Linked DNA regions of Homo sapiens: region 1 is linked to region 2. A link is a loop called in an ENCODE intact Hi-C map of the cell type or tissue named here. Cell type or tissue: heart left ventricle. All regions are shown on one strand. Links, peaks and the distances in the headings refer to the core of each region. The heading gives the core; the rest is flanking DNA.

Evidence for each region. A loop is a pair of places that touch in the nucleus more often than their neighbours do. Peaks named below come from ENCODE experiments on the same cell type or tissue, not always from the same donor. Only the 100,000 strongest peaks of a DNase experiment are listed, where the experiment ranks them.
Region 1: a loop joins it to region 2, with 2.1 times the contacts of the local background. A loop is called at or near these places in 3 of 110 quality-filtered maps.

The regions. Positions count from the first base shown.
Region 1 is chr5:57,857,815-57,873,868 of GRCh38, reverse strand. No RefSeq gene overlaps it. Among named protein-coding and RNA genes, the nearest start is that of LINC02225, 33 kb to the left of the region's middle. In heart left ventricle, for the core only: no CTCF peak of the experiment used is centred there; no DNase peak of the experiment used is centred there; H3K27ac peaks cover 316 bases.
Region 2 is chr5:57,798,158-57,814,211 of GRCh38, reverse strand. No RefSeq gene overlaps it. Among named protein-coding and RNA genes, the nearest start is that of LINC02225, 93 kb to the left of the region's middle. In heart left ventricle, for the core only: no CTCF peak of the experiment used is centred there; no DNase peak of the experiment used is centred there; H3K27ac peaks cover 180 bases.

The DNA.
Region 1 (16,054 bases), core at 4,724-12,723, 60 kb before region 2:
TGTGCTAGTCCCATAACCTTGTTGAGCCTCAGTTTCTTCACTGGCAACATGGAAATAATAATATGTTTAGCAAAGGGGTGTTCTGGAGTTTAATTAGAGTTTCTAAAATACTTTGAGATGATCAGATGAAAGGTACGCTTTAAACATACATCATTAATTATTATTTTTATTGGACATAGTAATTTGAAAATACTAGAAGCTGCTGGTTGTTGTTCTATTGTCACCGAATCTATATATTCTAGTGCAGTTGTCTTTCTGAAAAGTATATTCTCATGGTCAAGATGATTAACTCATTTATAGATTATTCTCCCAAAAAATTAACTTGGGAAAATATGCAAAATAGGATAAGTAACAGGAATAGGGAAAAGCATAACAGGTAAGTATTAGTTTGCCTAGTTAAAATAGACACACCTAACTGTTGAAGTAAACATAACAGCAGAAGGGATAATTGAAGGAAAAGAAGATATAACATGATTGCACAACAATATAATGGTGCTTCTATTTGAAGTGTGCTTTTCTTCTTAGGAACTCAAAGCAATTTACCAATATTATCTCCCTGATGCTCATAACATCCCCATAAGGAAGAGAGCAAAGAGGAGTCTACTTTAGAGAGAGATTAATAGAGACATAGTGACTAAGTGATTTGCCCAAGGTCACAGAGTCCATTGCTAGCAACAAGGTTTAAGTGTCATTTTCCTGGACAAGGTCAAAGAGTTTGCTAGAGGTAGAGTTGGGACTGGAAATCAGATGTATTGTATCTAATAACTAAGTGATGTTACCTCTCTTCAAACAAATGAGTATAGTCTGAGGATAAAGACATTTTATTATATTGCTGCAAAAGTAATTGTGATTTTTGTCATTACTTTTATTAGCATTTTGCCATTACTTTTAATGGCAAAAATTGCAATTACTTTTGCACCAACCTAATACAAACAAATCCTCTTCAATATCTAAGTAAAGGTTGAGCAGGTCTCCTCTAGATTAACAGTACCGGAGAAAGCATGTCTCTTATTCCATGTTGATACAATTTCTGTTTCCATCAGTGATTATGAAGATTTAAAAGAAGTTTTCTAAGGAACACTTCATATCACTGGGGAAAAGTTTAGCCTCCTGTGGAGGGTAATTAGAACCTGAGAACATGTTCAATAGATCATTGCTTCATATCAGGATTTTTTTTGATTTTTGATTCTCACCTAAGTCTCAGGAAGTATTAGAATGTATTCATCTGAGATAAATTAGACCTCAAAACTCTCTTTCCACATATGTCTACTTTTTTGGCTTCATAAACATCCTTAATACAATTCTCACCCAAACTTCCAAGATACAGAATGTGAGAAAGATCTCACTGATATTAAACTTCATGTGTCTTGCAATATTTGAGACTATTCAACTGTCAAAAACTGCCAAAAACGCCATTCCCAGTTTTTACGTTAATTTGACTGAGGCTATTAGTAGAAATATTTTATATGGTTAGGATCCATCATGAGATAACACTTTGATGATATTTCTGAATATTGGGCAAGTACTCACCATTGATGGTCTGTTTTCAAGTTCAAGGAGTTCTCTTTCTTTCTCTTCTCTCTTTAAAGAAAAAGACATACTGTAAATTTTAAATAATTATTTCATATAGAGACTCAGAAAATAAGTAAAATACAAAGACAAAAGATAAAAAGCAAAGATGGAGCAGTAGAAGGTGATAACCTACTAAAAACTCACCATAAAAACCTATGTATGGAAAACCTCCCTGTTAAGACCAAACACACCTGTTTGAGAAAAGGTAAATTGATGAGGGATTTCATACGGTCTAACAAATTGTTACACTAAGGATGTGTTTATACACTTGCAACTTGTTACAAATAATAACTCCTAGAATTCTTTCTGTTTAAGTCTTTATGATTTAACAGGTGTTTATTATTGAATGAATTTATAAATAAGATTATGTTGAGTCACAATGCTTTAAATCAGGAATCAGTTCTAAACTTTTTAATCATTTTTTTCTTTTTCTATTTCTTGTTTTTGGGGGTTTGTTTGTTTGTTTGTTTGTTTGTTTGTTTGTATAGCCTGAAGATCCTGAATGGTGGTTGTCTTTCATCTAGAGAAGAGTAGAAGACCAATTCTACCTAGTTGACTGACCATGACTCACTCCATTCAGGTTCACAGGATTGTGATTAATCAGTGGGTTAACTTTCTACTTTGCATTATTTACCACATGATCTCCAGCTCCAAGACCTGTATGAACTCTCTGGACCAAACAACGTAACATACAACAACTAGTACAGAGTTCTTTGAAAAGAAACTCAGCTTCAAAATAACCAACACCCAGCCTAGCCTGCAATGGTTAGTCCTCTGAAACCCAGACACATCATTGAAAAGTGTAGTGATAAGCCCCAGTTACAATGGCTGTTATCCAAAATATAGGCAGTAACAAATGCTGGCAAGGATGTGGAGAAATGGGAATCATCGTACACTGCGTGTGAGAATGTAAATTAGTACAACCACGATGGAAAACAGTCTGGAGTTTCCTCAAAAAAACTAAAAGTAGAGCTACCATATGATCCAGCAATCCGACTACTGGGTATATACCTAAAGGAAAGGAAATCAGTATATTGAAGAGATATCTACACTCCTGTGTTTGTTGCAGCACTCTTCACAATAGCCAAGATTTGGAAGCAACCTAAGGGTCCATCAACATACAAATGGATAAAGAAAATGTGGTACTTATACACAACGGAGTACTATTCAGCCATAAAAAGGAAAGAGATCCTGTCATTTGCAACAACACAGATGGGACTGGAGGTCATTTTGTTAAGTGAAATAAGCAAGGCACAGAAAGACAAGATTTTTATGTTCTCGTTTACTTGGTGGAGCTAAAAATTAAAACAATTGAACTCATGGAGATAGAGAGTAGAAGAATGGTTACCAGAGGCTGGGAAGGTTAGTAGGGGTCTGGGGGAGATGTGATGAAGGTCAATGGGTATAAAAAGTAGTTGGGAAGATGGCTGAATACGAACAGCTCCAGTCTACAGCTCCCAGCGTGAGTGACGCAGAAGACGGGTGATTTCTGCATTTCCATTTGAGGTACCGGGTTCATCTCACTAGGGAGTGCCAGACAGTGGGCGCAGGTCAGTGGGTGCGCGCACAATGCGCCAGCCGAAGCAGGGTGAGGCATTGCCTCACTCGGGAAGCGCAAGGGGTCAGGGAGTTCCCTTTCCTAGTCAAAGAAAGGGGTGACGGATGGCACCTGGAAAATCGGGTCACTCCCACCCGAATACTGCGCTTTTCCGATGGGCTTAAAAAACGGCGCACCACGAGATTATATCCCGCACCTGGCTCGGAGGGTCCTACACCCACGGAGTCTCGCTGATTGCTAGCGCAGCAGTCTGAGATCAAACTGCAAGGCAGCAGCCAGGCTGGGGGAGGGGCACCCGCCATTGCCCAGGCTTGCTTAGGCAAACAAAGCAGCCAGGAAGCTCCAACTGGGTGGAGCCCACCACAGCTCAAGGAGGCCTGCCTGCCTCTGTAGGCTCCACCTCTGGGGGCAGGGCACAGACAAACAAAAAGACAGCAGTAACCTCTGCAGACTTAAATGTCCCTGTCTGACAGCTTTGAAGAGAGCAGTGGTTCTCCCAGCATGCAGCTGGAGATCTGAGAATGGGCAGACTGCCTCCTCAACTGGGTCCCTGACCCCTGACCCCCGAGCAGCCTAACTGGGAGGCACCCCCCAGCAGGGGCAGACTGACACCTCACACGGCCGGGTACTCCAACAGACCTGCAGCTGAGGGTCCTGTCTGTTAGAAGGAAAACGAACAAACAGAAAGGACATTCACACCAAAAACCCATCTGTACATCACCGTCATCGAAGACCAAAAGTAGATAAAACCACAAAGATGGGGAAAAAACAGAACAGAAAAACTGGAAACTCTAAAAAGCAGAGCAACTCTCCTCCTCCAAAGGAACACAGTTCCTCACCAGCAATGGAACAAAGCTGGACAGAGAACGACCAATTTGACGAGCTGAGAGAAGAAGGCTTCAGACGATCAAATTACTCTGAGCTACGGAAGGACATCCAAACCAAAGGCAAAGAAGTTGAAAACTTCGAAAAAAATTTAGAAGAATGTATAACTAGAATAACCAATACAGAGAAGTGCTTAAAGGAGCTGATGGAGCTGAAAACCAAGGCTCGAGAACTACGTGAAGAATGCAGAAGCCTCAGGAGCCGATGCGATCAACTGGAAGAAAGGGTATCAGTGATGGAAGATGAAATGAATGAAATGAAGCGAGAAGGGAAGTCTAGAGAAAAAAGAATAAAAAGAAATGAGCAAAGCCTCCAAGAAATATGGGACTATGTGAAAAGACCAAATCTACGTCTGATTGGTGTACCTGAAAGTGACGGGGAGAATGGAACCAAGTTGGAAAACACTATGCAGGATATTATCCAGGAGAATTTCCCCAACCTATCAAGGCAGGCCAACATTCAAATTCACCCATAACAATATTAACCTTAAATGTAAATGGACTAAATGCTCCAATTAAAAGACACAGACTGGCAAATTGGATAAAGAGTCAAGACCCATCAGTGTGCTGTATTCAGGAAACCCATCTCACGTGCAGAGACACAAATAGGCTCAAAATAAAAGGATGGAGGAAGATCTACCAAGCAAATGGAAAACAGAAAAAGGCAGGGGATGCAATCCTAGTCTCTGATAAAACAGACTTTAAACCAATAAAGATCAAAAGAGACAAAGAAGGCCATTACATAATGGTAAAGGGATCAATTCAACAAGAAGAGCTAACTATACTAAATATATATGCACCCAATACAGGAGCACCCAGATTCATAAAGCAAGTCCTGAGTGACCTACAAAGAGACTTAGACTCCCACACATTAATAATGGGAGACTTTAACACGCCACTGTCAATATTAGACAGATCAACAAGACAGAAAGTCAACAAGGATACCCAGGAATTGAACTCAGCTCTGCACCCAGCAGACCTAACAGACATCTACAGAACTTTCCACCCCAAATCAGCAGAATATACATTTTTTTCAGCACCACACCACACCTATTCCAAAATTGACCACATACTTGGAAGTAAAGCTCTCCTCAACAAATGTAAAAGAACAGAAATTATAACAAACTATCTCTCAGACCACAGTGCAATCAAACTAGAACTCAGGATTAAGAATTTCACTCAAAACCGCTCAACTACATGGAAACTGAACAACCTGCTCCTGAATGACTGCTGGGTACATAACGAAATGAAGGCAGAAATAAAGATGTTCTTTGAAACCAACGAGAACAAAGACACAACATACCAGAATCTCTGGGACACATTCAAAGCAGTGTGTAGAGGGAAATTTATAGCACTAAATGCCCACAAGAGAAAGCAGGAAAGATCCAAAATTGACACCCTAACATCACAAGTAAAAGAACTAGAGAAGCAAGAGCAAACACATTCAAAAGCTAGCAGAAGGCAAGAAATAACTAAAATCAGAGCAGAACTGAAGGAAATAGAGACACAAAAAACCCTTCAAAAATTAATGAATCCAGGAGCTGGTTTTTTGAAAGGATCAACAAAATAGATAGACTGCTAGCAAGACTAATAAAGAAAAAAAGAGAGAAGAATCAAATAGATGCAATAAAAAATGATAAAGAGGATATCACCACCGATCCCACAGAAATACAAACTACCATTAGAGAATACTACAAACACCTCTACACAAATAAACTAGAAAATCTAGAAGAAATGGATAAATTCCTTGACACTTACACTCTCCCAAGACTAAACCAGGAAGAAGTTGAATCTCTGAATAGACCAATAACAGGATCTGAAATTGTGGCAATAATCAATAGCTTACCAACCAAAAAGAGTTCAGGACCAGATGGACTCACAGCCAAATTCTACCAGAGGTACAAGGAGGAACTGGTACCATTCCTTCTGAAACTATTCCAATCAATAGAAAAAGAGGGAATCCTCCCTAACTCATTTTATGAGGCCAGCATCATTCTGATACCAAAGCCGGGCAGAGACACAACCAAAAAAGAGAATTTTAGTCCAATATCCTTGATGAACATTGATGCAAAAATCCTCAATAAAATACTGGCAAACCGAATCCAGCAGCACATCAAAAAGCTTATCCACCATGATCAAGCAGGCTTCATCCCTGGGATGCAAGGCTGGTTCAATATACGCAAATCAATAAATGTAATCCAGCATATAAACAGAACCAAAGGCAAAAGCCACATGATTATCTCTATAGATGCAGAAAAGGCCTTTGACAAAATTCAACAGCCCTTCATGCTAAAAACTATCAAGAAATTCGGTATTGATGGGACATATCTCAAAATAATAAGAGCTATTTATGACAAATCCATAGCCAATACATACTGAATGGGCAAAAACTGGAAGCATTCCCTTCAAAAACTGGCACAAGACAGGGATGCCCTCTCTCACCACTCCTATTCAACATAGTGTTGGAAGTTCTAGCCAGGGCAATTAGGCAGGAGAAGGAAATAAAGGGTATTCAATTAGGAAAAGAGGAAGTCAAATTGTCCCTGTTTGCAGATGACATGATTGTATATCTAGAAAACCCCATTGTCTCAGCCCAAAATCTCCTTAAGCTGATAAGCAACTTCAGCAAAGTCTCAGGATACAAAATCAATGTACAAAAATCACAAGCATTCTTATACACCAACAACAGACAAACAGAGAGCCAAATCATGAGTGAAATCCCATTCACAATTGCTTCAAAGAGAATAAAATATCTAGGAATCCAACTTACAAGGGATGTGAAGGACTTCTTCAAGGAGAACTACAAACCACTGCTCAATGAAATAAAAGAGGATACAAACAAATGGAAGAACATTCCATGCTCATGGGTAGGAAGAATCAATATCATGAAAATGGCCATACTGCCCAAGGTAATTTACAGATTCAATGCCATCCCCATCAAGCTACCAATGCCTTTCTTCACAGAATTGGAAAAAACTACTTTAAAGTTCATATGGAACCAAAAAAGAGCCCGCATCGCCAAGTCAATCCTAAGCCAGAAGAACAAAGCTGGAGGCATCACACTACCTGACTTCAAACTATACTACAAGGCTACAGTAACCAAAACAGCATGGTGCTGGTACCAAAACAGAGATATAGATCAATGGAACAGAACAGAGCCCTCAGAAATAACGCCTCATATCTACAACTATCTGATCTTTGACAAACCTGAGAAAAACAAGCAATGGGGAAAGGATTCCTTATTTAATAAATGGTGCTGGGAAAACTGGCTAGCCATATGTAGAAAGCTGAAACTGGATCCCTTCCTTACACCTTATACAAAAATCAATTCAAGATGGATTAAAGACTTAAACATTAGACTTAAACCATAAAAACCCTAGAAGAAAACCTATGCAATACCATTCAGGACATAGGCATGGACAAGGACTTCATGTCTAAAACACCAAAAGCAATGGCAACAAAAGACAAAATTGACAAATTGGATCTAATTAAACTAAAGAGCTTCTGCACAGCAAAAGAAACTACCGTCAGAGTGAACAGGCAACCTACAAAATGGGAGAAAATTTTTGCAACCTACTCATCTGACAAAGGGCTAATATCCAGAATCTACGATGAACTCAAACAAATTTACAAGAAAAAAACAAACAACCCCATCAAAAAGTGGGCGAAGGACATGAACAGACACTTCTCAAAAGAAGACATTTATGCAGCCAAAAAACACATGAAAAAATGCTCATCATCACTGGCCATCAGAGAAATGCAAATCAAAACCACAATGAGATACCATCTCACACCACTTAGAATGGCAATCATTAAAAAGTCAGGAAACAACAGGTGCTGGAGAGGATGTGGAGAAATAGGAACACTTTTACACTGTTGGTGGGACTGTAAACTAGTTCAACCATTGTGGAAGTCAGTGTGGCGATTCCTCAGGGATCTAGAATTAGAAATACTATTTGACCCAGCCATCCCATTACTGGGTATATACCCAAAGGACTATAAATCATGCTGCTATAAGGACAGATGCACACGTATGTTTATTGCGGCACTATTCACAATAGCAAAGACTTGGAACCAACCCAAATGTCCAACAATGATAGACTGGATTAAGAAAATGTGGCACATATCCACCATGGAATACTATGCCGCCATAAAAAAGGATGAGTTCATGTCCTTTGTAGGGACATGGATGAAATTGGAAATCATCATTCTCAGTAAACTATCGCAAGAACAAAAAACCAAACATCGCATATTCTCACTCATAGGTGGGAATTGAACAATGAGAACACATGGACACAGGAAGGGGAACATCACACTCTGGGGACTGTTGTGGGGTGGGGGGAGGGGGGAGAGATAGCATTGGGAGATATACCTAATGCTAGATGACGAGTTAGTGGGTGCAGCGCACCAGCGTGGCACATGTATACATATGTAACTAACCTGCACAATGTGCACATGTACCCTAAAACTTAAAGTATAATAATAAAAGAAAAAATAAATAAATAAATAAATAAATAAATAAATAAAAAGTAGTTGGAAAGAATGAAGAAGACCTAGTATTTGATGGCACAACAAGTGATTTTAGTCAATAATAATTTAATTGTATATTTTTAAATAACTAAAAGAGTATAATTGGATTGTTTGTAACACGAAGAATAAATGCTTGAGTGGATAGATATCCCATTTACCCTGGTGTGATTATTACCCATTGCATGCCTGTATTAAAGTATCTCATGTACCCCATAAATATGTATATGTACACATACCTATGATATACACACAAAATTTTTTTAAAATTATATGTATTATATATAATCTATACCTATATATAACTTAATAATGTATATAACGTTAATATGAGGTAAAAGTGTAGTGATGATATAACCCAGAGTTAATAATCTAGTAGCTTGATTTACCTGGGGTTGAGAAGAAAGCGACTTGTATGATTTGGATTTTCCCAATACTATTTAGGAATCTTGAAAGGGTATTACATGGTAGGCTTTTTAAAAATTTCTCTGTGAGTAAATTTTCTAGGCCAAAAGGATAAATTGTATTAATTGCCAAACACTCAGAATCTTGCAATCGGCATTTCCTTGGATTTTCTACAACAGTTTCTGTGCCAGTTGGACTTTCTCTCCACTCACAATTCCCCTTGGAGTGGTGTGGCGGCAGGGGTGCTAAGTACCTATATCTGCAGAAGAGGACCCAATGCCTGTGGATAGATCAATTAGAAATCACAACTTCCCACGTTAAAGTTGAGTTAGAGAATCCAGTAGATGAGAGAAGCATTTATTGTAAAGGCAGAATTCAGTTTATATTTATGATTATAAGAAGCCTAAAAACGCCAATTCTAGCTCAGCATGAGGTTCAGCTCAAGGGGAATAATGATGCCACTGATAAGATATAATAAAATCCTACCTGAAACATGATGTTCTGTTTTACTTACTTGCCTTAAAGAGTTACTTACGTTTAGTCTATAAGTGGGCTACAGGTATTCCAATATAATTCTAAGGGTCCTCATACAAAGCCCTATTCATGGTCCACTCTACCTGCAAACTGCTGCGTGTAGTGCTTCTGGGGCTGCAGCTAAAGTATTTAAAAGTTTTTAGTAGAGACTTCTTTCCTTGAAGGTAATGAAAACCTACCATATTTTGTAGTGTGAGGAGCCATAGATAGAATCTGTTTGCATCAAAGAACAATGGCCAGATGACACTGCAGTTGAACAGCAGCATGCCCCTACACAGGAACCCACTCAGCTCTAATCCTTGTGGATTCAATATGGCCAACCCAGGTCTCCAGGAAAAACCTACATAAACCTCTTAGTGTTCCTCCCATTTCTTTAGTTTCCAAACGTGAATAGGACCAGAACCACCCCATGCCTGCCTCTTGCCTTATAAGTGCTTCTGTGGTTGAGGAAGCTGCTTAATAGTGTAACCTGTAACTCACACCCAACTCTACGCTAATTCAGGAACTCTGAAGCCAAGCAAAAGGAATCCCAGGATGATCTCTCCTTACTCCCTATAAATCTGCTTTGGCTGAGCTGGTTGTCCAGTGGACTGAGTCATGTAATTACCCCATGGGAAACACAGGATGGAACTGCATTTAAATGCTGTGGACTGATCCCATAAGCTCCTTTATTTATTTTAATAAAACATGGTTGTGCTTGTTTGGTGTATGCATTTGTTTTAACAGTAATCAAAACTATATGGCCTCTAATTTTTAATGAATGCATCTTAATCATACATAAAGGTATAATTAATTAGTTTGTTAGAGGAAGCCTTTGGTTTTCACACACACACTGCCTCTCTTGCCTCCCCTACTTCCTACCACTCCCTGTTTTAGGCCATGAAGGCATATAAGTTGTTTTGGGCTTTCTTCTCTTAGCAAACATTGGGACTTTTATGGTCCTCCCCCAAAGCATTGAACCAAAACGCTGACCATTCTGTCATTTATATTTCAACTAAATATCCCAATATGAGAGTTTCCTGTGAATGTCAATTCAATTTATCAAATAACATAGCTTATGGCTCATTCCATGCAAAGCATTGCAAAGGCGTATTCAAAGGCCCGTTGCTGCATATGTTTATGATTTAATGTTATGTGGGTAGGAGCTTTCACTAGATGAAGATGTCTTGGCTCAGATATTAAATCATGATCAGACACACTCTGGGTGACATTTTTCTCTTCTTAATTCCCACATAAAACTCCCACTGAAGTGACAAAGAAGACTCATGTGTGTGGGAGGCTGACTCGGTATTCACATAGGTTCTTTTGCAAAAAGGAGTTACATTTGGTCTGCTCACAGTGCATCAATACATGTAATAATCTCCCTTCTTGGCATCAACAATTTCAGCTTAGAAACTAGGACGGTAAGTATCACACATGCTCCAAAATACAAGCATACAGCCTCTTATCAAATAATATGGCTTTTAAAGAATTTAGCAGCACAAATGGCTTAATGTAAACTAAGCTCAATATGGCAAAATCCTACGCAGCTTGAAAACTCAGTGGTAGGAGTTGAAGTCAGCCTGCCCAGTTGACAAGTGACTCAATACTGAAGTTTAATTGTCTTTGCTGTTTGCCAGTAACTCTAAGAAGATACTTATCTTGGTCTTGCTGTGCTGGTTCACCAGCATTTTTCAGTTGGGAAAGTAACTATGTGAACCACAGTGGCTCTGCTAGATAAAAATAGGTGTATTATCATTGGCATTTTAGACAAGCCTTCGGAGTTTCACTGCTCTGGAACGGCACACGAGAGCATTACACTGTGCAAAGAGATGGGCCAAGATGATGAAATGTTGGCCTTTCTCCAATATTTCAAGTGGTTTACACCCAGTATCGGCTGGAAGGCATTTGTTCACACATATGGTGATAGTCTCAGCTGAGAAAAGCCTGGGAACTCACCTTCGTTTCTTCACTCACACACTCATAACTAAAACCCATCATGCTTCTAACAGAATACAAATCATGAGAAACCCATAGATTAAAGACTAAGGATGTAGGTGATTGAATAATGTTTAAAATATGAGTTTTGGATTGGGAAACGTTGAAGATTTTGCAGGATAAGAATGTCAATGTATTTTTTGTGAAGCTCTCGATTTTTTTATGTCATTAATACCTTGGAACAAATGAAAGTCACAGGTAATCATCTTAAAAATCTTTTATTTCATTTTTTCCACCAACCCTCCCTCTCTCCCCTAACACCCACCAAACCACTAATAAGTAAAAGAATGACTATGGGTTTTACCTCCTTTACTTTTCTCTCCTCTCAGAACTAATTAATGAACAGGGAAGTAAACCAACAATGAATGGGAAGAGCTCAAGATAATTGATCTTTTGAATAATGAAGGACAAGCTATAGTCCTCAGAAGGGAGTAGCTTCCTTATGGCATGTGAGGAGGATGCCATATTCTATAAAACCCATTTTGATGAGAAGGAACTCTGTTCTAGGAAACAATAAGTCTGAAAACCAATAAACATTACAGCATTGGGGACCACTTTAGATGATCAGAGAGCTTTGTGGCCTTGGGCAAACCACTTGACCTTTGTGGACTTCAGTTTCCTCATCAGTAAAGGATTCAGCTGAATTATTTTTAGGAACCCTTCCAACCTGACTTATCTGGTCATGTCACAACCACTGGACTATCATTTTAAAATGACTTTGCTGTTCTACTTTACTAGAAGAACTAGAGAATTTGATTTTCTCATATTTCCTTATTATTATCTACCTCTGGGAAATGTATGATTTGCAAAGCCAGTGGTGGAGCAAAAATGGTGCTTATGCTTCTACATGCTGCCTTCAGCAGGAGAAATGCATATTCGTTCCAATCTTTCCATACCACCAAGTTCTGTCATGACTTTTAGAAGTACCCAGAATATCTCTGATATTCCAGACATATGTAGAAATGTATATGATGCCATCACCAGTAAATGACTAAACAGTATTGTAATTCCCTACCACTCTAGACCTTTCAAGATCTTTAAGATGTCATGGACCTATAGAAGCAATTAGGGTTTTTGTTGGCCGGAGTGGGGAATTGGCATGAAGGGAGCTGGAAAGATAATTTTTAGTCCTTACCAACCCTAAAGTGCCTTGATGTTTTTTGCTGTGTTCTATGCTCATGAAAAAAAATAAAAAATAAAAAAAAGGTTCTATACTAACGGTAAAGCAAAGGAAATCTCCCCCACCTCCACCTTAGCCTCAGTAACAAACAATTAAAGATGACCTAACTTTGCTTTCAAAGCATTCTTTAAACTGACATTACATTTATCATTGGTGCCATTAAACAATGGCTATCTGGATCCTTTAAACTTCTGATAGACATGATTACAGCCTATCCCCAAAGCCTTGCATTTTCAGAATTAAATATATTTACAATGATGAAATAAAACATATTGCATAAGACCACTATCATAATGGAGTGAATCTCCCATACCAAATAATAAATTACTAATTGAGGTAAGTCAGAGAATCTCAGAACTGCAACAGAAGAGGACCCCATATACAGTATGTCCAGTGAGGCCTTTCTGATGCCAAGGTGGCAGACACATGTGGCTGCCTTATTTTCCCTCATCCCCTCTGCCGTACATTCTGGTCACACAGAACTCTTTGGAATCCTCTGTCTTATTATTCCTTTGTGCCTCTGCACATCCTGCATGCCCTTCAGTTCCTTGCCTGCCTGAAGGGAAACTGCCAGACAGGGCAAGTTTCATCTCCTCAATCTCTATCTAATCACTCCTTCCTTTGTACCTGCACTAAATCCCATCTCATATCTAGAAAATATCTATAATATTTCATTTCTCTTATATTATCACATGTTTGTCTCCCTCTAGCAGACTATAACTTTCTTAAAGTCCGAGACAGTTCACCTTTTAACCCACTGATTAGGCCTTTCACTAATCCAGGGTTCTCTTTTAGAGGTGATAGTTTTCAGTGGCTCATTTATTTTCCAGTTTCCAAACACACATATGGATTAGTTGTCCAGAATTGAAGAGTACAGAGCAGATACACCTTAGCAACAGTTAAAATTTGCATCTGTGATTAACCCAGAGACTTACAACAGTAAATGAAACATTTATAGGCAGCAAGGTAGGCAAACACTGATCACTGATGAAGAATAAGTGATAGGTAAACAATAATAATTTCTGGCATTGTATAACACTTTTATTACCCAACATTCATATATCTCATTTACCTTTATCTTTATAAAAATGATATAAAGTAAGGAGAGAACTTATCTACATTTTACAGAAGGTGAAACATATGAGGAGATTGAGTGACTTATCTGTAATCTGTTTATGACAAAGTAAGGACTCAAATTGGATTTCTTAACTCTAGTTCTGTGTCCTTCTTCTATGGCATGAATGATAATATTTTTGATGGGTTCATCCATTTAACATACATGATACATGAAAGGCACCATACTGGTTCTGCTCCTTAAATATACACCAGTAAAAGAAAAGATAAAATCTCCAAGAAATGAACAGCCCAGTGAAAAATATAGCAGATGACTACATAATGAAAACTCAGGGTAGGCCAGGCGTGGTGACTCATACCTGTAATCCCAGCAATTTGGGAGGCCAAGGCAAGCGGATCACCTGAGGTCAGGAGTTCAATATCAGCCTAGCCAACATGGTAAAACCCTGTCTCTACTAAAAATACAAAAATTAGCCAGGTATGGTGGTGCACTCAGGAGGCTGAGACACGAGAATTGCTTGAACCTGGGAGACGGAAGTTGCAGTGAGCGGAGATAGGCGCCAATGCACTCCAGCCTGGACGATAGAGTAAGACTATGTCTCAAAAAACAAAACAAAACAAAAAAAACCTCAGGGTGATAAGCATTAAGTATTAATATATAGGCATCTTAAAAGTCTCACAGGAAAACACAGGAACATTTCACCAGTCAGGGAGTTTGTTTGGCAAGGAGACTTGGGAGTGGGGTTGAAAGGGAATCTATTCTGCAATGGCTTCTTTGGGAAGGCAATGCTTGAAGGACACGTTCTAGTTAGCAAAGAAAGGAATGAAGAGTGGGGAAAAATCATTTGGTGTAGAAACAGAAGAATGTGCAAAGGCACAGGGTCATACAGAAAGATGGCACAGTCTTTCTGAAAGCTACTTTCAAGCCTCCTCAAATTGCTACTTCCCTAAAAGGATTAGTTCTAGGGTCCAGATCCTTCCTCAGTGAAGGGCTTGTTGACCCAGCTGTTTGGAGACATGTCAGCAGGCAGCTGTTAGCTATCAGCCCCTTCAAGGATTGCCTCAGCTGCAGAACCCTCTTGTTTAAGGTCATGCTCTTTCCCAGGGACACACACATCCAACAACTGATTAGTGCAGAAGAATAAAGACCTGATGATCTTCATCTGGCTCAGGATACCTCTGAAGGACCATTTTAGCACCAAGTGTCCCTGCAGTGTTGGCTGAGGCTGCTGTCAAGCCTGCATTTCAGCTAACTTCTCCTTCTCCTTTTGCCTAATCCTGTTTTCTTATCTCCCTTTCCATATGTGTCTATCCATAGGGCGTTCTTTAATAAATATGTAGCATGTTCTAATCCCCATCTCAGAGTCTGCTTCCTGGGAAACTGTAACCTGTGACAGTTGGTACCCGGAGTACTCTAAGAATTGTAGGAAAGAAGATGGGGTTTGGAGCTGGATCACTTGTGGCTTTGCTGGCAATGAGAACCACATCACTTGTGGTAGGGCACAGGCAGTCCTGATACTAGGTAAGGTTCCTATTGGTCAAAATTTCACTGGTGAATTGGGATGATATAAAGGTGGATGGGATGCTCTAGCTACTGCTACATATCAGACATTTGAAAAATAAGCCAGCAATAGAAACTATAAGAACAATACAATCATGTGGCTATTTTTTTTTTCCTTGGGATGGAGACTCGTCCTGTCGCCCGGGCTGGAGTACATTGGCACAATCTCGGCTCACTGCAACCTCCGCCTCCTGGGTTCATAAGATTCTCCTGCCTCAGCCTCCTGAGTAGCTGGGATTACAGGTGCCCGCCAGCAAGCCTGGCTAATTTTTTGTATTTTTAGTAGAGACGGGGTTTCACTATTTTGGCCAGGCTGATCTCGAACTCCTGACCTCGTGATCTGCCCATCTCGGCCTCCCAAAGTGCTGGGATTACAGGCATGAGCCACCATGCCCAGCCCATGTGGCTATTTTCTAAGCTCCCTTTTCTGAAAGAAAGAAAAAGCTGAGAGAAATTTACAGGTAATTGAAAGCAGGTGTGAAAGTAAAGCGCCTTCTTGGTAACATATATAAAGGATCTAATTTTCTGCAGCAGGAGGGCCTAGAAATCATAGGACAGGAATAGGATTTAATAATCAGAGTTGCCAAGCTCTGAAGAAGGTTAAACTCCTTATCAAGACATACCTTCTATGCCAGGATTAGGGCCTTGGCTTGAAAAAAATAATAGGCCCCTGATGCATTGGATAGGTATCTATGTGTATGTCCAAACAAGTCCTGAATCCTTAGATTTCCTGAAATCTTCTGAGATTGCAGAAGGGCTCTCCTTCCCCAGTCAAGAGTTAA
Region 2 (16,054 bases), core at 5,006-13,005:
AATGTGAAATCTCTAAGTTCTAAAAGGTAATTGTATCTTTCCTTTCTAGTTTATGACCATTACTAAGAGGAATCACTTAAACCAACATTAGCTTAGAGGTAAAGGTCTCTAGCTGCTGAATAATTAATTTCAGAAGTTCCAACTATACATCCCTGAACATTATCTAAGCTGCCAACTCATTTATTCCCTGTATCAAATCTTTCCTTTTCTTTGGACCACGTAAGACCTTTCCTCAGCTATATTCATTCACACTTTTTTCCCAGTTCATTAACCAATAGTCAATCTTTCTAAAACTCTGAGGCAGAAAGTTTAAAAAAGGGGTTATAGATGAGAACTATGAGACTCTGCTGTATGTATCTGTGGTAATTCTACTAATTAGAGAAAACCTTGTCAACTGAAACACACACACACACACACACACACACACACACACACACATGCATACACATAGACAAAGAAATCAAAATCAAAACACAGTACTTAGCTCTTCCACCCCTCCCAGCCCCCACGGTGGCCTTTGCAGACAGTGTCTAATTAAGGTATCCACTTATAGTTACTTGTCAGTTATCAACTTTTAGTTGGTTATCCTTAGCAACATTTCTGCTCTAGATTTAGTTAGAAATAAATCTTTAATTACATGGATTAGATCTAAATGCCATACGAAGCAGCAAATGAAATAAGTCACTTCATCAAACTTAATTATTTTTACTAAACTTTTGAATAAAATAGATTTTCCTGATGCAGTTTAAAAGAAGTAGAGCAAATAGCCATGCGTGTGATCTACCGTCCTTCTGGAGCAAGGATAGCTAGTCTTACACTACAGTAAAAAAAAAAATTACTCATTTTTATATTTTATTCCCCTAAAATTTTACATTCAAATGATACCTTCCTTAACGATTTAATAGAAATTTTTCTCCAGCCTTAACTTTCAATATTTCAAAATATCATTGTTAATCTTTGACCTTCTGTCATGGGGTGAGAAACATAATAAAAATATATAATAATATATGAGAAATAATGTATATAATTTAATAGTAAATAATATACTTCGGTCATAAGAGACATTTTCTTCATATTTTCTGAGCAATGGAACACAGTCTGTAATAGTTTCATAGCTTTCTTTTCTACACAGCAGTTCCCAAACTAGTGTTTCTAATATGTATGTTTGGCAGAAATAGAATCACTCACAAAAGGAATTTTCAAGATTCTGTTCTCTAACTAGCCAATATCTTGTCTTTTCCATCCATGAAAATGATAACTGCCCTATTTTATCAAGGTTTCTTTGGTTCTCACCAATACATTTGTTTTATTTAATGGTAGGCATGTAGGAGAGAAATCTTGGTTCATATTGTGAAAGTAAAGTCACACACAGTTAAAAAAAAAAGTTATTTACATGATCCTATAGCCAGGAGCAAGATATTGATTAGATTTTCAATTGTGAACAAAAGCATCTAAGGATGAGAATTCTTTCCAAATCTTTCCTGAAGAGACCTATAACAAATAAGACTTCCTGGACTGACACAATAATGTTTTCTGCTAAATCTTTTCTAGTTTTAAGAAAGTTATGTGAATGTGAAAATTGTGCCTGCTACTTTATATTCCAGGAAATTATATAAGGTGATTTCTAAGGCAATTTTCATAGATGTAGTAACATTCAAATGACCTTCTCCAAGTCACAATCACTCTTCCTTCCTCAACACCCACCAGTTTATTTCTCTTGACAGATGTTTCCTTCTCTCCTTCTCTCATTTATTTTTTCTTTCAACTCAATTAACTCCAGTTCATAATTATTTATTTAGTCCTTGTTATGTGTAAGACACTATAAGGATTTGAAATATTAATAAAGCATTGTAAGTCCACTGGAATTAGAGATCCTTTAAAAGGGGAATTCAGTGAACATAATATGGATGGGAATGAAAATGAGGCTTGTAAGAGACTCTGAGAAAGAAATTGAGAAGGAGGAACCTAGATAATGCGCTCCTTAGGGACAGGGCCTGTGCCTTCATATTCACTTGCCAAGCCTGGGGCCAGACTACAAATTAAAGTCCATATGTAGTATCTCTAAATACATAAAAGTTAATCAAGTAGACTCTCAGATGGTGATTTAACCATGGTCTACCCTCTTAATCTTGACAAATATATTTTTGAATGACAGAATTAAAAATATATAAAAGTTATGTTTTGATATGACTAAAAGTCAGCCAAATTTTAAAAATAACTAAATTTACTTATTCTTTTACATATCTGAGGACACTGTTCATGGATCAACAATGTTTGGATAAGCAATAGAGTAAAAATATGTATAAGTCATAAACTAGTAATATGCTTATTCAATTAATTTATTTTTCAGCCTTTATTTCAGTAGGATGACTATGCTGCATGACCAAGTTTTACACAACTTGTGTTCTATTAACATCAATGATCTAAAGGAATAAAAGTACAAGCACATAAATAGTTTTCAAAATTTAAGTGTATTTTTGTCAAACTTGCATAAGAAAGTAAATATTAATATAAATAAGTGAAGGTTATTTTTCATAAGTTTTTAAAATATTACTTTTCTTCTAAAATACTCAAAATTTTCAAAATTATAAGCAAAATACAAAATGTAATTTATGGTAATCAAAATTTATAATTATTTTATAAATCTAAAGTTTGTCATTTAATTTTGAAAAACATGCCACTTATTCTTATGAAATACATTTATAAAAATAAAACTATTTGAAATTTTAGTGATCAACATCCATTTAGTTGCTAATATTAAAGAATTGGCTCCACTGTGTTACAGCTAGACCTATGTTTATTTATAAGCTCTATGAATTATTTAATATTGTAAAATGTTCCTTGTTCTCCATGTGCAAGAGTGACACATAATGTGCTAATTTAAAAGTACTTCCTGAGCCATGAACTGTAAATCAGAAGCAACATAAAATAGATGCTAGCACTACTGGTAGTTTGCTATAGTTGAATTTATTGCATTTATGCTGAGAGAAAGAATATGACAAGTTAAAATAATTTTTTCTTTTTTTATTACACTTTAAGTTATACAGTACATGTGCACAACGTGCAGACTTGTTACATATGTATACATGTGCCATGTTGGTGTGCTCCACCCATTAACTCATCATTTACATTAGGTGTATCTCCTAATGCTATCCCTCCCCCCTCTCCCCACCCTACAACAGGCCCCAGTTTGTGATGTTCCCCTTCCTGTGTCCATGTGTTCTCATTGTTCAATTCCCACCTATGAGTGAGAACATGCCGTGTTTGGTTTTTTGTCCTTGTGATAGTTTGCTGAGAATAATGGTTTCCAGCTTCATCCATGTCCCTACAAAGGACGTGAACTCATCATTTTTTATGGCTGCATAGTATTCCATGGTGTATATGTGCCACATTTTCTTAATCCAGTCTATCATTGTTGGACATTTGGGTTGGTTCCAAGTCTTTGCTATTGTGAATAGTGCCGCAATAAACATACGTGTGCATCTGTCTTTATAGCAGCATGATTTATAGTCTTTTGGGTATACACCCAGTAATGGGATGGCAGAGTCAAATGGTATTTCTAGTTCTAGATCCCTGAGGAATCGCCACACTGACTTCCACAATGGTTGAACTAGTTTACAGTCCCACCAACAGTGTAAAAGTGTTCCTATTTCTCCACATCCTCTCCAGCACCTGTTGTTTCCTGACTTTTTAATGATCGCCATTCTAAGTGGTGTGAGATGGTATCTCATTGTGGTTTTGATTTGCATTTCTCTGATGGCCAGTGATGATGAGCATTTTTTCATGTGTCTTTTGGCTGCATAAATGTCTTCTTTTGAGAAGTGTCTGTTCATATCCTTCACCCACTTTTTGATGGGGTTGTTTTCTTCTTAAAATAATTTGTATTTTCTTTCTTAAGAGCTTCCACTGCTCAAATCCTCCTGATACTCCAAAGAGGCATCCAAATGCAACATGGACAGGGGCACCATCCTTCAATGTTCATGGCGTTTGGGGATTTGGGGCAGCCACTTTTTCTTTCAAGGTAATAGGGCAAGAGATGTGGAGAAGGATTTCCTTGGGCCATAAGAACATCTGTGCAGGTACTGAGCTCTGGATCCTAAGTGAAAGAGATGCCTATGAGTTTTTAAATAATTTTTAATGTAGATTTATGACATGTAGGATCCTTAAAAACTTAAGAACTCAGGGGAGAAACACCTTTAATCCAAGTCCAAGGCCATTACTATCCAACACCTTGCACACTACCTTATGTATAGTGAGGTTCGATAAATGCCTTAGTTATTACAAAAGTTATTAATTAATTATAAATATGTGGAGTGAGGAGAATATAAAAGAGCTAAACTTTGAAGACTGCTAAAAGGGAGTTTCATAATCCTAGAAAAATAGATTTGTAGAAAAAAACGAGGATGAATTTATCTCTAAAAAGTGAAAGTTTGATGTATTGGTAGAATTTCTATAAGGAAGTGTCTGTTAAGCAACTGAAAATCATAGCCTTGATCAAAATAAAATAATCAGTAAAGGCTGAAATATTATGACTCATACCTTAGGGTTTGTTTGTTTGTTTTTGGAAAAGTTAAAAAAATACAAAGTATTCCACAAAATAATGCATGAGGTTCCTATTTTAAAGATGGTGGTGGAAGGTGGGTGTTTCTGTCTTTCTTTCCTAAGAATAAAATCAAAACTCAGAATGCAAACTTCATTTTTGGTAAAAATAGAAAACAGCTGAAGTGCCAAACTACAAAATAGGTCTAGAGGACTGTTCACGTCTTGTTAAGGGCAGTGCAGAAAGAATCAGGTGGAGGGACTCACAGCAGTAGGTCTAGGGGGAAAAAACAGTAAAGATATTTTCTTGAAAGAGAAGAACACAACCTGAGTCCCAGTTGCTAAATCCTTTGTTTTTAACAGCTGGACAATGGTACACACACTGGGGGCAGCAGCAAATAAGGGTGGAGCTAAAAACAAAAATCACATAGTCAAGCTATATTTCCAGGAAGCTGGCTGTCTCTGCAGCAGCAAGGCAGACGAGAGACCTTACACTGTAAACAATCCCAAAGCTGGGGAGAAGTAAATGCTATATGAACTTCCTACACACCCAAGGATAAGAAAACTCCAGTTAGCCTGGGATTCTGTGCTCGCTCCTCTGCACATCAATTTCCTATCAATACCTGATCCAGGGAAATTTTACCTCCTTCAAAGATGAACACTGAACATAAAAAGCAGCAAAATTTCTATACAAAATTTTGACAAGAGAAAAATGCAGAAAGAAATATATAAAATAAAAGTCAAAAAAGAAAAGCCACTAGAAAAAATTAGCACATAACAGATAAAAATTGTACCAAAATATACCATCATGAATAGCCCCTCTGAATTAAAGGATTAATTATCCCTATAAAAAAAAAGGAGACAAAACAGAAATATAAAGGTTCACAGATGAAATGCTGATGAAAGAGGAGACAAAATGTGAACAAAAGAGCTCGGGAAAAAAAATGAAACAAAACACATAAATGAAGACAAAACTGGAAGAAACGTAAAACGGGAAGTTTTAAAAACACAATAATAGGAATAAATAATGATGTAAGAAAATAAAAAGGAAATAATAATTTTTTTTCAATTCAAGAGAAACTGACAGGGAGAATAGATAAAGGGGATTACATGCATAATTGAAGTCGCCAAAGAAGAAATCTACAAATAATTAAATAGCATAAATTTATAAGAATAAAATTCAAGAAAACATTTCTAAAATTAAAGAAGACTTGAAGTTAAATATTGATATGACACATCATGTCCCTGAGAATATTGACCCCAATGGGTCAACATGAGTCATATCCCAGTTAAAAGGACTTCAAATATAAAGAAATATTCCTTTGACAGTCAAAAACTTAAAGAAATTATTATTAAACACATGAAAGCTGCCTTTCGCATTCATAAGAAGAAAAATTCAAGTTAGAATTGTATTGATATGTAATTTTTCATCTATAAAATTGGCAAGAAAACAGATAATGTACCCTTGGCGATGATGTAGAGATAACAGGCACACTGATAGTCAAAGTATAAATTGGTATGACTCCTATTATGATAAATTTGCTTATATCCATGCCAATTTCAAATGAATATCACCTAGAAATGGCAATTTCTCTTTCAGAAATTTATTGTATAAACATCATCTTAAACATGTGAAATAACATACATATATAAGTTTTTTGCAATATTATTTATAACAGCAAACAATTAAAACCACACACACACACACACCCCTTCACATAATGGAATACCATACAGTCTTAAAATGAATGAAGAAGCTCTTTATGTATTAATATGGGGTGATATTCAAAATATAGTATGAAGTGGAAAATATCAATGTGTGGAACAACTCATATTCTGTCATCCAAGTGATAAAGATAAATATAAGAAGGTATGTTTGTGTACATGAGTGTGCTAGATCTATTCTTGTGAATCTCAGGAAGAATACATAAAATGATAACATGAGTTGCCTCTGGGAAGGGGAACTGGGAAAGGGCTAAAAAAATACAGTTGAGTTTGAAAATTTGGAAACCACATTAAGATTCTTACATGCATTTACATACTATTTAGGTTTGGTAGGCAATCATCTACTAAAGCCAATACAATTATAGTGGCCTGAATAATTTAATGTGGATCAAGGAACAATCTGTAGACTAGAAACAGTTGATTATTCCAGGGCTGGCCAATAAAACTTTCTGCAGTGATTAAAATGTTCTATAATTCTGCACTATCTTATATGGTAGTCACTAGCACATCTAGCTACAGCTTTTAAACACTTGAAATGTGGTTACTGTAACTAAGGAATTATTTATTTTATTTTATTTAATGTTTTTCCACTTAAATTGAAATGGCTACCTGTGGCTAGTGGCTACCATATGGGACAGCAGAGCTTTATACTAAAAAATACTGAGCTCTAAGTATTAAAATACTGAGCTTTGAAGACAGAATATTTATGACATTAACATGAATAATTTATACTTTTCTCATGCAATACAATGCTCTGTATACAAAAGCCTAGTCTTCAGCTGGGTAGGTTTGTTGCTGTTTCTCAAATTCCTCCAAGCCCTGGCCAGAGCATCAGTTAGGCTACATGGTGTCTCTGTAGAAATTAGGAAAAAGGAGCAACTCCACAAGCAGATGGCTGGAACAATAAATGATGGCTTGGTGTGTACTACAAAAGGTGACCCTCTCTTTGGGCAGTCCCAACCTCTGCCAAGGCAGGCAGCTGGTAAGGGGAGCACAAGCTGGGTTCTGCCTGCACTCGCACCCTTGTGAAATTGTGGCACTCTTGTCCTGTGAAGCATCTGCCCACTTGCGTATGGTGGCCCTGCCCATAACCTTTCCCCAGAACTGAAGCAAGTGTTGACCATTCAACCACAGAGACCTTCAAGATCCAGATTCCCTCTACCCCCTACTGTGTTAACTCCTTAAGTCTAAAACTTGTCTGCTAGCAGGATCTGAGCCTTCTGCCTTTCTTTTCTCCAGAATTATTCCCATATTATAATTATAATTATTATGAAGGTATAGAAATGCCTGCGTCAGAACACAGGTTTGAGGATTAAACAATGTAATTCATGGATAACATTGATCTTTTGTCTAGGCTTCAGTGGGTGCACAGTAATGCTTAGGTCATCCTCCCACATGGATGTGATCGTGTGTATGTTAAAAAGAAATGGTCCCTACAAATGTATCAGTTGCCACCTGCATGTTGGTGACATGCAACAGAGGCTTAGAGAAAGTACATGAGAAGCAGGATCTGAGCATAAGTAGGAAGCTCGTGTGTGTGTACATCTATCTGAATTTGGAGGGATAGTTTGTTAATGGAATTTAACCATAGCACACACTTCAACACCCCCGACCCCCTGACTTTCCTGGTTCCGTTCATCAAACTGTGTATATTTTCCTGATCTCTCTGCTTTGTTCAAATTAGTCTGCTTTATGAATAAAAAAGTTGAGGTTCAAATGTTTAAAGTGATTTACCCAAAGCCGCACAACTGGAGGCAGAGTCCAGTTCCTTTCTAGACTCTAAGGCTAGTTTTCTTTAGACCAAATTCTAGCTAACTAAATATAATATGCCAGTAATAACATATTTGTCATTTATCTGTCACAGTTCATGCTACTGACCCAACATAAAGTATGGACTATGAAGAAGGTTTGTGTATGGCTTGATTAGTCACCAAATTTGCCTTGTTAGAATTTACTGAAGGATGAGCCTTTATTCTCACAGACCTCCTGAACTGAGAGTATAAGAGGCCATGAAATTCAAGCTCCCAACTTACACATGAGTGGTAGTGATTCATTCAAACTGTGTAATCCATTCCTTCCCTGGGTCTTCTTATGACAGTGACAAACCAGAGAGAGAACTGGTCAAGCTACGGTTAATATGAGAAATAGGAGAAAAACCAAGTTTCTTAAAGGACTGATCCTTGAACCCTTGACTTATTTGCAAGGAAGAAAAGATATATTTTTCTACATATTGCGTTAATTACCCAGTGCACTAAATAAAGCCCCAAACATGGCACACCCAATACTTGGTAATACGTATATAAATTCTTATTTTGGTCTCTTTTGACTCAAAGGAGGGAACTAAGAAAGAGGTCTGATCTATTTTAGGCCCCAAATTAAGGATGACCAATTTAAAATTCATCAACACAGTATTTATAAATAAAACAAGACTCAGTTGAAGTGATAATACTTCCTCCCTGTCTCCCACTCTCTGAAGTGTTGCAAGCTTACCTTCAGGCCTAAAATTAGGGCAGCCTTGCTGAGTCATTAATAAATTTTGCCCCTATACCTCATAAGACCATAAAATCCTTGACAACAATACTTAAAAGCTTGTCTTCCTGAGCCCACACTTCTCTCATGGAACCAGACCCAAATTCCATTATGGTTCCAGAAAACTATTCCTGGCAAATCAGATCATTGCCAGTGACCTAGAGGCATCCACTTACTTTGGCAGAGAGGGTATTTTCCTCCTTACAGAAGTAGAAATGAGGTTATCTTCCTTAGCTTCAATCAGTCACCAAATTTCCCTTATTAGTGATTTATTTTGAGAAGAATCTTTCTTCTTATGGGAACTCAGAGATTCAGACATACTGTTGGGATTGGTAGGGACTTAGTGTTCATAAAACCCAAGTTCCTCATTGGACACCTAATAAACAACAAACACAGGACTATCAGGAGAAGTCTTATGTATAACTAGTAGATTAAAAAAAAAACTTCAGAGTTCTAGTCGTATTTCTCTTGTAATTACTCAACATCATAGTAACATGAAATCCAGTGGATAACATAAAATTACCCTATATTCAAACATTCACTCATTCAATTCATAATATTCATCAGGAATTTGTGCAAGCTCCTGTACTAGATACTAACTATAAAACAAAGAATACAATTGATGTGGTTTCTGCCTTCACAGGACTTAATTTAGTGGGTTACAAAGACAATATGAAAGGCAGCTATGATCATGTGATGCTTATGTATGAGGGAAGAACAGGGGTGTGACAGGAGCATATGGGTTGAGAAACTGGTAGACGGGGAGACCTAAAACATTCCTGAACATTTTTGGACATCAAGGAAGGCTTTCTGGATAAAGTAACACATAAGCTATACTCTGAACAATCAGTTAAGAGTTAGCTGAAAATGAGAATGGGGATAAAAAGGAGGAGTGTCCCAAGCAAATCCAAAGACCCAGAAGTAAGTGAAATAAAGCAAATTCAATGAACCATAGCCATGCAGTCTAGCAAGAACTCAGGTAGTCCAGGACAGCATAGTGAGCCACAAGGCTGGAAAAGCAAGCAAGACTCAGATTATAAACTGTATCATTATACGCTGCATTAAAGAGTTTGAACTTTTGTCTAAAAGTTTTGGAACCAAATAAGGAACTTTAGCATCTGGAAAAGATTACTGTGGTTACATTATGTATGGGAAATGAATTGGAAAAGAATAGACTTAAGCCAAGGAAGTCAGTTATGGGGAGGTTGCTTAGGAATCCAGACATGCGATGTTGTAGTCTGAACTAAAAATAGTGAATGCATTTCAGAAATATTTATGCAGTTGAATGGGCAGACCTGTGATTTACCAGGGCAAACAAGAATAGCCAAGAGCTTATCCCTCTCTATATCTCCCTTGCCCAACAGCACATAAATATGAGACATCACAGATCAAGCCAGCAATAAAACTCCTGGAGTAAACCACCTGACCTCCAATGCTTCTAGGTTAAAGTCTTCAAGATTTATAGGATGAAGTCTAACAAAAGCCGTCCTTTCTCACTAGTGTTCATTTTGCAGATACTTCTTGAGGGTCTCCTGTGTTTCAAGCATTAGCCCATGTCCTGGGAATAGAAATGAAAAGGACACAGTGTCCACACTTAAAGATCACTGTATTGTAAAGGAGGCAAATATATGAATGGATAATTATAAAACAATGCATAAGTAAAGTTTTGCTAACTCTGAATGAGTATATAGAAACACATAATCCAACCAAGGAAATCATGAAAGCCTCCGTGGGTACCTTCATAGGAGGTTTCCAGGGCTCATTCATAAAAATGAGTAGGAATACATAGAAGAAAGGAGGAAAAGGGAGGTATGGTATCAATAAAGGCATAAAATTAAAAAATTACATGGTTTCTGGATGAGGGACATAAGCAATACTGCACAACTGAGGCATGAAGTGAGAGGCAGAGTGCTGTAAGATAAAGGTCAAGAGGTTCATAGGGATGGCCTGCTGGGCCATGTTAAGAAGATTGTATTTTAACTGCTAGGCAATGGAAAGCTATTGAAAATACTGAAAATAGCAAAACATAAGTTTAATTTTCCTTTTTAGTATAGTGGTGAGTGAAAAAAAGGTCCAATAAAATCAGATTTGTGTTTTTGATACCGATACTATGATATATGTACAGAAAATGTGATTTAAAGGAATATATCTAAAAGTAAGAATGCAGGAGGCTCTTGAAAAAGTCAGAAAGAGAAATGATGAAGGCATGATCAGTGCCTGATATCAAGCAATGTTAGAGATGGAGAGAAAAATGAATGAGAGAATCTTAGAAGAAAACACAGGCAGAATTTTGTGATAGATTGTATTGGGATTGGTAAGGGAGCAGGACAAAAAAAGTGTAGTTAGTTTCTAACTTGAGGGACTGGGTAGGTCTAATCATTGAAATAGAGAATACCGAAGATGAGTTCATTTTGTTTATTGCATTATAAATGTCTAGGTAACATATGGCTGTAACTCTGGTATGTTGAAATATATGTAAGTCCAGATCATCAAGATGATGTAGACTTTTGAGTTATCAACATATGGGTGTCAAAGAGACTCTAGAAACAAATGGGGGCAGCTATTTATTTATTGTCTAATTGATCAAACACATATTTACTACTTTGTAAGTGTATCAGAATATTACATAGAGGAGAAGTGTGCCAAGAACAGAACACTGACAGCTAAAAAGACTAACATTCAAGAGGTGAAAAAAGGCAGAGGTATCTACAAATGAGACAGTGGAGAAACCATCAGATAGTTTCAAGAAGAACCAAGAGTGTGGGTATCACAGAAGTCAGGAAAACAGAAAGCAAAATGAATAATTCTAGTAAAATAAGGATTAAAATGACATTTGCAAGAAGACATAACTATCCTAAATATATATGCGTTCAACATTGGAGCACACAAATTCAGAAAACAAGTTCTTCTTGGCCTACAAAAAGACTCAGACAACCACCCAATAATAGTGGGAAACGTCAACACCCCACTGACAGCATTAGACACCCCATCGAGGCAAAAAACTAGCAAAGAAATCCTGGACTTAAACTTGACACTTGACCAATTGTAACTAATAGGCATCTACAGAACACTCCACCCAGTAACCACAGAATATTCATTTTTCTCATCTGTACATGGAACATTATCCAAGATCAACCACATGCTCAGTCATAAAGGAAGTTTCAATAAATTCAAAAACATTGAAATCAAACCAAGCACACACTCAAACCACAGTGCAATAAAAATAGAAATTCATATCAAGGGGATTTCTAAAAACTATGCAAATTCGTGGAAATTAAACAACTTGTTCCTGAATAATTTATGGACGAACATAGAAATTAAAGCAAAAATCAAAAAATTATTTGAAATTGATGAAAATAGGGACAACACTCACCAAACTGCCTGGGATACAGCTAAAGCCGTGTTAAGAGGAAAGCTAACGGTACTAAATGGCTTTATCAAGAAGTTAGAAAGATTTAAAATTAACAATCTAACTTTGCACCTGAAGGAACTAGAAAAAAAAGAGAGCCAACCAACCCCAAGGCCAGTGGAAGAAAAGACATAACAAAATTTAAAGAAGAACTGAATGAAATTGACATGCAAAAATCCATACAAAAGATCTTCTCTCTTTCTTTTGTTAATCTAGCTAGCTGTCTACCTATCTTGTATGTTTGTTTGTTTCTTGAAGGAGCAGCTCTTGGTTTCATTGATCTTTTGTATGAGGTACATTGGGAAAATGAGGCCCAAAATGATTAAATAAATTATTCGTAGACACATAAATAAATTCTTAGTGGCTAAATTGATCTTTCTTCACTGAAAATATGATTTCATACCTAAAAAAACCCTAAAGAACCCACCAAAAGTTTACTAGAACTGATCAAATATTTTAGTAAGGTTTTATATACAAAATCAATGTACAAAAGTCAGTAGTATTTCTAGACACCAATAGTGTCCAGGCTAAGGGTCAAATCAAGAACACAATTCCACTTAAAATAGCCACAAAGAAAATAAAATATCTATAAGTACAGCTAACCAAGGAGATGAAAGATTTCTACAAGGAGAACTATAAAACACTGCTGAAAGAAATCAGAGATGACACAAATAAATGGAAAAACCTCCATGCTCATGGCTTAGATGAATCAATATCACTAAAATGGCCACACTGTCCAAAGTAATTACAGATTCAATGCTATTCCTGTCAAAGTACCCACGTCATTCTTTACAGTATTAGAAAAAACTATTCTAAAATTCATATAGAACCAAAATAGAGCCCAAATAGCCAAAGCAATCCTATGTGAAAACAACAAAGCCAGAGGCATCACAGTTACTTCGTCCTATACTATAAGGCTCTAATAACCAAAACACATGGTGCTTGTATAAAAACACACATAGAACAATGAAACAAGATACAAAATCAGAAGTACAGCTGCACACTTACAATCATCCAATCTTTGACAAGGCCAACAAAAACAAGCAATGGGGAAGGGCTACCTATTCAGTGAATGGTGCTAGGATAACTGGCTAGCCATATGCAGAAGAATAAAACTAGACCCTTACCTCTCAACATATACAAAAATTAACTAACAATGGATTAGAGATTTAAATGTGAAACCCCAAAACTATAAAAATACTAGAAGAAAACCTGGAAAATACCCTTCTTGACCTTAGCCTGGGCAAATAAATTTTGGCTAAGTCCCCAAAAGCAATAGCAACACAAACAAAAATTGACAAGTGGAATCTTAATAGAACTAAAAAGCTTCTGCACAGCAAAAGAAGCTATCAACGGAATAAACGAACAACCTACAGAATGGGAGAAAATATTGCAAACTACATATCTGACAAAGTATAATATCCAGAATCTATAAGGAACTTAAATCAACAAGTAAAAACCAAACAATCCCATTAAAAAATGGTCATGGACATGAACAGATATTTTTCAAAAAAAGGCATACAAATGGCAAACATATTAAAAAAATGCTCATCATCACTAATCACCAGAGAAATGCAAATCAAAACCACAATGAGATATCATCTCACACAAGTCAGAATGGCTATTATTAAAAGTCAGAAAACAACAAATGCTGGTGAGGCTACAGAGAAAAGGGAATGCTTATATACTCTTGGTGGAAATGTAAATTAGTTCAGCCACTGTGAAAAGCAGTTGGGAGATTTCTCAAAGAACTTAAAACAGAGCTACAAGTGACCAAGAAATCCCATTACTGGGTATATACCCAAAGGAAAATAGATCATTATACCAAAAAGATACATGCACTTGTATGTTTATCATCACCCTATTCACAATAGTAAAGATGAGAAATCAACCTAGGTGCTCACCAATGGTGGATTGATGAAGAAAATGGAGCACATATACACCAAGGAATACTATGCAATCATAACAAAGAACAAAATCATGTCCTTTGCAGCAACATGGATGGAGCTGGAGGCCATAAGCCTAAGCGAATTAACACAGGAACAGAAAGTCAAATATTGCATGTTCTCACTTAGAAGTGGAAGCTAAACATTAAGCACCCATGGACATAAACATGGGAACAGCAGACACCGCAGGCTACTTCAGGGAAGAAGGAGAGAGAGAGGGAAATGGGTCAAAAAAACTACCTATTGGTTACTATACTCACTACCTGGGTGCAATATACTCATGTAACAAACCTGCACATGTACCATGTACTCCCTGTTTCTAAAATAAAAGTTGAAAAAAAATGCTACATGCCAAACTGTAAAAATTAAAATAAAATAAATTTACCTTTGATTCAAAGACTATAAAATGTACTGATGATACTAGTGAAAGTACCAGGGTAATCTTTAACAAAATGGGCCACCCAAGTTGACCTCAATATACCCAGTGGCCAACCACCGCAGAGCTTAAACTTTGGTCCCTGGCTCCCCACAACTGGGAAAATAATTGAATCAAATACAATCATCTTGTACAATGTAGGGACTTTATTTTTCCCTTGAGGCTAGCCAAAGAAAAGGAACTCTCCAGGGTAATGTTTAAGAAATGGACTCTCCTATAATGTGAAAAGAGCACTGGACCAGGATTAAAGAGAATTAATGCTCTAACCAATACTAATATTCTTGGTAATCTTAGGCAACCCATTTAAGTTTGTGGACCCTATATTATTTATCTATAAAATCTAGATGGACTAGATAATCTTTAAAAGCCCTTCCTACCATTCCTCTATATGAATATAGGCATGATTACCTACTATGACTTGCTATGACCATAGATACACAAATCTGTTCACTCATAGGATATTCCAAGGACTCCTAGAAGCCATGTGTTCTATGCCCTATTTTGGAAAGTTCTGTTTTTCTTCCAACTAGGAAAGCAATGTGAGAGATAGAATTTTGTGTTTTCCTTCAAGATGAGAAAACTCATTTATAAATTTGCGGCAACGCATATTAATCTCACAGTAAACGCCCACATAGCAACTGGCTTCATACAAAAAATAAAACAAAATAAAGGTCCTCAGAGAAACAGAACCTTTATTAAAAGATTTTTTTTTCTTAAATATCTACATCAAGTTGTTCTCATAGTCTTTAAAATGCCTCTCATTAAATCACAGACCTTGTTCTGGGCCTGAGAGAGTTTTTCATGAGTGGAAATGCAATGTTCTGTCAGCCTTTTGGAAGAAGACCTCAGAGAGTTTTAAATAATTAAAGCATTTACATTTTAGAAGCAGGAAATAAAATGAAAGTCTTTTCAACATATCTTGTTTTTGTAGGCTTATCAGAAGGTAAGGTAGTAAAATAGGACTAGGAAGGTGAAGAGAAGCTAAAGCAGGATACATTGTCAAACAAGTTATCTTAGAAGGTAACTGGTCCTCAATTCCACTGGTAATTGGGAGAGAGTATAGAACACAACTCAGAGTTAAGGTAGCTGAAAAATAGGAAGCTAGAGTATTTATCTTCCAACCCCATCCATCATTGGCTGGGAGCTGCTCCTAGGGGCATGAATTCCACTAGCTTGGTGTCCAGGTCAGGAGAAAGTCATCAAGTGAAGAACTGCAAATGCTTGCAGAAGGAAATGGATCTTAATGACCCAGGAGTGCCGAGAGGATATGGGTGGGGCACAGGCAATATCCCCTACATTTCTCAAATACACTCTACACTTCACAACTCCTATATCTATGTGCATGCTGTTTCCTCTGCCTAAAATGTTTGTTTCTTTCCTCCTTCTTTTATTCCTCCTCCAATATTAAAAGTTAACCTTTTTTCAAAATTTAATCTAAATTGTATATTTTTGTGAAGTGAAGGTTATTTA